2 separate regions of the Homo sapiens genome follow, and region 2 is linked to region 1. A link is an interaction called in ENCODE POLR2A ChIA-PET data of the cell type or tissue named here. Cell type or tissue: A673. All regions are shown on one strand. Links, peaks and the distances in the headings refer to the core of each region. The heading gives the core; the rest is flanking DNA. Region 1 has its middle 17 kb from the start of ACYP2. Region 2 overlaps SPTBN1 (spectrin beta, non-erythrocytic 1).

Region 1 (2,916 bases), core at 298-2,797:
ATGAGCTCTTCCCTGCACTTGCTATTTAAAACTACAGCTCTGGCCCCACTCCTGGTCCTTCTTAACCCACTTATTTCCTCACAGCACTTACCCACTTCTACATATTATAACTTACTATGTCTATGGTTTGTTGTCTCTTTCCCCTGATGGGAATGTGAGCTCCATGAGGACAGGGACTTTGATCTGTTCTCTTCATTTCCCTAAAGTGTCTACACAGTGTCTCATGCATTGCAGGACTCAGTAAGTATTCATTGAATAAATGAAAACTATGAAAAGCTTGCCAGCACCACTGTTCCCCAAATCCTATCCCATTCCTCAGAGGCACCTGGTTACAAAAAATGACAATAACAACACAACAACAGTGTATTATTTTGGATTTTTTAAATCTAATTTTTGTTCTCACACTGTTATAATATTTTGGAAATTTTCAAGCATACATGAAAGGAGGGAAAGGTATGGTGAACCCTAGGAATCTATTACACAGCTTCCACAATTTGCAACATTTGGCCAGCCTTGTTTCTCTGTCCCTCTTTATTCTCGGGGGAGGAAGGGGTGGTTTTGGAGCATTTTAAAGCAAATCTGAGACGTCATGTTATTTTAGCTAGAAATGCTTCCCTGTATCTATAACTGCAAAAGATATTTTTAACTCTAACCACCATGCTATTATTATACCTAATGAATTAACAATTTCTTTTATTTTCTTCTTTCTTTCTTTCTCTTTCTCTCTCTCTCTCTCCCCTCCCTCCCTCCTTCCTTCCTTTCTTTCTTCTTTCTTCCTCCCCCTCCTTCCCTTGTTTCTTTCTCTCCTTCCTTCCTTTTTTTTTTTTTTTGAGGTGGAGTCTCCCTCTGTCACCCAGGCTGGAGTGCAGTGGTGTGATCTTAGCTCACTGCAATCTCCACTTCCCAGGTTCAAGCAATTCTCCTGCCTCAGCCTCCCCAGTAGCTGGTATTATAGGCACGTGCTATCATGACTGGCTAATTTTTTAAAAATTATTTTTAGTAGAGTCAGGGTTTTGCCATGTTGGCCAGGCTGGTCTTGAGCTCCTGACCTTAGGAGATCCACCTGCCTCAGCCTCCCAAAGTGCTGAGATTATAGGCATGAGCCACTGCACCTGGCCACAATTTCTTAACATCATCTTATATCCAGTTCATTATTAAATTTTTCTGATTGTCTCAAAGTTCTAACAAAGGATCCCCCAATGAAGGGCCCACGTTGAATTTGATTGTTTCATTGTCTCCTGAATGTCCTTTTTTCTATAACTCATTTCCTCTCCCTGCCATTGATTCATTAGAGAAACGAGGGCAGTTGTCCCATGGAATGTCCTATATTCTGGATTTGACTGATTGCTTTCTCATAGTGTCCTTTAACTTGTTCTCCCGAGGCAACTTCTTTGAACAGTTTCTGCTTTTAGTTCTTTTTGTGATTAGCTTGATATCTCCAAATATGTTGTTACTTGATTTAGATACCAAGATGGATGCAAATTTAGCTTGCTTGTCCTGCCTCCCTTCTCCCAACATAATTTGGTCACTAACCTCTGCTACTGTGCTGGTCCTCTCTGATTTCAGACAATGTCCCTTTTTTTTTTTTTTTTTCTAAAGACAGGGTCTCACTCTGTCACCAGGCTGGAGTGCAGTGATGTGATCATAGCTCACTGCAGCCTCAATCTCCCAGGCTCAAGTGATTCTTCTGCCTCAGCCTTCTGAGTAGCTGGAACTACAGGCATGCACCAATACACTAGGTTAATTTTTAAAATTTTTGTAGAGATGAGGTCTTGCTATGTTGCCCAGGCTTGGTCTCAAACTCCTGAGCTCAACAGATCTTCCTGTCTCAGCCTCCCAAAGCACTGGGATTACAGGTATGAGCCACTGTGCCCAGCTGATTGCAGACAATATCTTAGAACCTCTATTTGGTGTTCCATCAACCAAGAGTTGAGGATGTTTGTGCTTGGATGGTTCCCTTCACCTGCTGTTCCTTTTTTCTTTTTAACTGTTTCTTGTTTATTTTTTAATTGGCAAATAAAAATTGTATACATTTATGGTGTACAAATATGTTTTGAAATATGTATATGTTGCAGAATGGCCAAATCAAGCTAATTAACGTATGCATTACCTCAAATACTTACTTTTGTGTGGTGAGAACACTTCGAATCTACTCTCTTAGCAATTTTCCAAGTATACAACATGTTGTTATTAACTATAGTCACCATGCTATACCGTAGATCTTTTGAACTCATTTCTTCTGTCTAGCTAAAATTTCTTGTCCTTTGACCAGCGTCTCCCCAGTCTCCACTCCCACCCCCAGACCCTGGTCCCCACCATTCTACTCTCTGCTTCTATGAGATCAGTGTTTTTAGATTCCACATATGGGTGAGATCATGCGATATTTGTCTTTCTGTGCCTGGCTTATTTTGTGCAACACGATGTCCTCAGATTCATCCATGTTGTCACGAATCACAGGATTTCCTTCTTTGTTAACACTGTTCCATTATGTTTATAAAGCAATTTTTTTTTTATCCATTCATCCACTGATGGACACTCAGGTCCATATCTTTTATTTATTTTTTTTAGCTCCATATCTTGACTACTGTGAAAATGTTGCAGTGAACTTGGGAATGCAGATATCTCTTCAACATACTGATTTTATATCCTTAGGATACGTATCCAGGAATTGCTGGATAATGTGGCAGTTCTATTTTTAATTGCTTGAGAAACCTACATACAGTTTTCCATAATGGTTATACTAATGTACACTCCCACCAACAATGCGCAATGTTCCCTTTTCTCCACACCCTCGCCAACACTATCGTTTATCTTTTTCATCACAGCCATTCTAACAGGTGTGAGGCGGTATCTCCTTGTGGTTTTAATTTGCATTTCCCTGTTCTTCTCTTTTACTTCTGTTAAATGCAAATTTAA
Region 2 (2,916 bases), core at 310-2,809, 380 kb after region 1:
GGCAAGTAAAGGTTGAGATTTGTGCCTGCTGGACAAGAGTGAGCCAGAGCAAATGGATTTTGGACCAATACCGGCTTTTTAATTGCTGCCATTTAAAGAGTTTAATGTCCCCAGTGAAAAAGCACAGGTTTCAGATAATCTTTTGAAGAAAAATGCATAGTGGTAAGAGCTTACTGTTAGGCGCAGAGAGTGTGTGGATGGGTTAGCCAAGGGAAGGAATCCAATTAAAGCTGTTTGTTCGGAGTACTAGATTTGGAGGTGTGTTTTATTGTTAACTGGTAACTTTCCAGAAAATGAATTATTTGTATATAAAGATTGATACTAGCCAGGCTTTATATACTGACAGTTATTTGTAAAACCTCTTTGCTTCCTCCTTTTACCTTCTTTTCTGAGCTGTCTCTTTTCCTCCGCATGGCTTCCTTTATAAAGCAGCCCATTTTTTGGACATGGTTTTGCTATTGATGAGCCTGAGGTGTGGCATAGTACCACAGGATTGCATGATGAGTGGGATATTTGGCCTCATTATTTACATGGCTTAGTTTTTGGTGTTTGAAGTGCCTGGTCGGATAGGGATTGACTATTAATGGTAGACATTTTCACATTTTGGAGCACTGATCCTCAATCTTGGCAGCGCATTGGCATCCCCTGAGGAGACTTAAAAAAATGCAGGTGTCAGCCGGGCATGGTGGCTCATGCCTGAAATTCCATTGCTTTGGGAGGCTGAGGAGGGAGGATCACTTGAGTCCAGAAGTTCAAGACCAGCTTGGGCAACATAGCAAGACCTCATCTCTACAGCAGGAAAAAAAAAAAAAGAAAAAATTAGAAACAATTAGAGAAAAAATGCAGATGTCTGGGTCCCACTTCCAGAGAATCTGATTGAATTGTCTGGGATACAGAATGGGCACCAGGACTTGCAAGAGGTCCTCAGGTGATTGTAACATAAGCCAAGTATGCATGCTATCCTCTGGCCTCCCCTCAAAATTATGTCTCTGGCCTGTGCTGTCCAGTAGGGAGCCATGAGCACCAGGAAGTTACTTATGTTTATGTGAATTAAAATGAAGTAAACTGAAACTTCATTTCCTCAGTCACACTAGCCACATTTCGAATGCTCAGTAGCCACACATGGCTCATGGCTGCCCTGTTGGATAGTATAGATATAGAACATTTCCATCACAGCAGACAGTTTCATTGGGCAGCCTAGATCTAGGGTGTCAACAAAACATGGGAGGAGCATGAACATTTAAGAAGCCTGACACAGGAAGGACAGGCTTGGAATAAGTAATCCCACAGGACTTGGCAGTACTGAGTCACTCCATACTTTTTTAAGCAGCCTTTTTCTCAATGGTCTTTTGGCACCAGAAGCCCCACAGCAGTTGGTGCAATGGATTATGTGTCACATCTTACAGAAAGGCCCCGTTTAAAGCAGGCTGGCCCGAAGGGGTGTGGTGAGGACTGGGGGCAGGCAAATGTGACCCTGAGGAGGCCGGGCCAGGGAAGAGAGAATGCAGCTTTATTCTTTCAGAGCCGAGGAATGCCCTGGAAGGGAACCGAAGCCTGAGTATTGGGGTTAAACTAGGTGAGAGGAGATTTTTATCTCTTCTGCTGGAGAAAGACCTGCCTCAATAGTTTGCCTCTGCTGGCTCATCTCTAGTGTGTGGGAAACAAGGACAGTGCTAGCACATATTTCCCGTGAAATAAACTCCCATTATGGGCCCCCATGTTCTTGGAGCACTGGGCACCACGGGGTTAAGAATGGAATCAATTATGTTCCATGTTTGTTCAGACATAGCACATAAGATCCAAGGAAGGTAGGGTCACGGAAAAGCGAGGGGTTAGAGGAAACATGAAGTGTATACCAAAGGATGCGGATTTTCTACCCGTTGCTTCCCTCAGCAGGACCTTTTTGGAGATTGTTCCTCCTGCAGGCGTGAGAAACCCTCACGTGGAGAGGCTGTCTGGAAGCCCGCAGTCTGGTCTGTACCATCCAGGCTCTTTGCTGTGCCTTCCTGTCTCCTGCATTTCGCTGGACATTAGCACCTCCCCAGGAGCAGATTTCTGTTGCTTTCTGTGAGCCCACTATAAAGAAAATGCCAAGTGTTCCTGGGCACAGGAAGTGGGTAGGAAGAGCTCTGAGAATGCATGGATCAAAGGCACTTGGGTGATTTAGGGGTGTGACCCCCAGTGGCTTCACAGGGCCTGTGAGTCATTTCAAAGAGTTTCTCCTGTTTTGTCATTGTCTGCTGTTAAACCAGGGTGAAGTTTAAGTGCCTGTTGCAGACCTTATTGCCTTCTTGCTTTGTTCCGCTGGTCAGGTTAGTGTTCTTGACGGGGTTGTATCCAAATATCTGTATTGGGGCTGGGCATGGTAGCTCATGCCTGTAATTCTAGCACTTTGGGGGGCTGAGGCAGTCAGATCACCTGAGCCCAGGGGTTCGAGACCAGCCTGGGAAACATGGTGAAACTCTGTCTCTGCAAAAAATACAAAAATTGGCTGGGCATGGTGGTATGTGCCTGTGCCTTGGGAGGCTGAGGTTGGAGGATTACTTGAGCTCAGGAGGCAGAGGTTGCAGTGAGCTGTGATTGCACCACTGCACTCCATCCTGGGGGACAGAGTGAGACCCTGTCTCAACAACAAAACAAAACCAAATATGTCTGTTGGCAAGTGATAACTGCACGGTATTAACTGCCTTTCTCTGAGAAATAAATTATCGGGGCCCTCCTAGGACTTTTATATGCTTGGGAATTGTGTTTATTTTCCTCTCATTCACTTCAGTCCTGCTCTTGACTGCCAGAAGAGGCCTGCTCTCCTTCCTTTCCCATTGTCAGTAAATTTTAGACTTTTTGTTAGTACTCATCTGCTATTTTTAATTACATTTCACACTTTTATTTTGCCATTTTCTATATTCTCTTTCCTCA

The links. ChIA-PET counts read pairs that join two places held together with the same protein. Peaks named below come from ENCODE experiments on the same cell type or tissue, not always from the same donor. Only the 100,000 strongest peaks of a DNase experiment are listed, where the experiment ranks them.
Region 2: POLR2A ChIA-PET joins it to region 1 with 10 read pairs; 3 of 35 experiments call an interaction of 5 or more read pairs at or near these places.

What each region holds. Positions count from the first base shown.
Region 1 is chr2:54,097,151-54,100,066 of GRCh38, forward strand. It overlaps a transcript of ACYP2 not described here. Among named protein-coding and RNA genes, the nearest start is that of ACYP2, 17 kb to the right of the region's middle. In A673, for the core only: no CTCF peak of the experiment used is centred there; no DNase peak of the experiment used is centred there.
Region 2 is chr2:54,481,559-54,484,474 of GRCh38, forward strand. The region is part of intron 1 of SPTBN1 (spectrin beta, non-erythrocytic 1); the gene reads left to right. It also overlaps the pseudogene C9orf85P1. Among named protein-coding and RNA genes, the nearest start is that of SPTBN1, 27 kb to the left of the region's middle. RefSeq lists an enhancer at 2,840-2,916. In A673, for the core only: no CTCF peak of the experiment used is centred there; a DNase peak (open chromatin) is centred at 1,293; H3K27ac peaks cover 1,473 bases.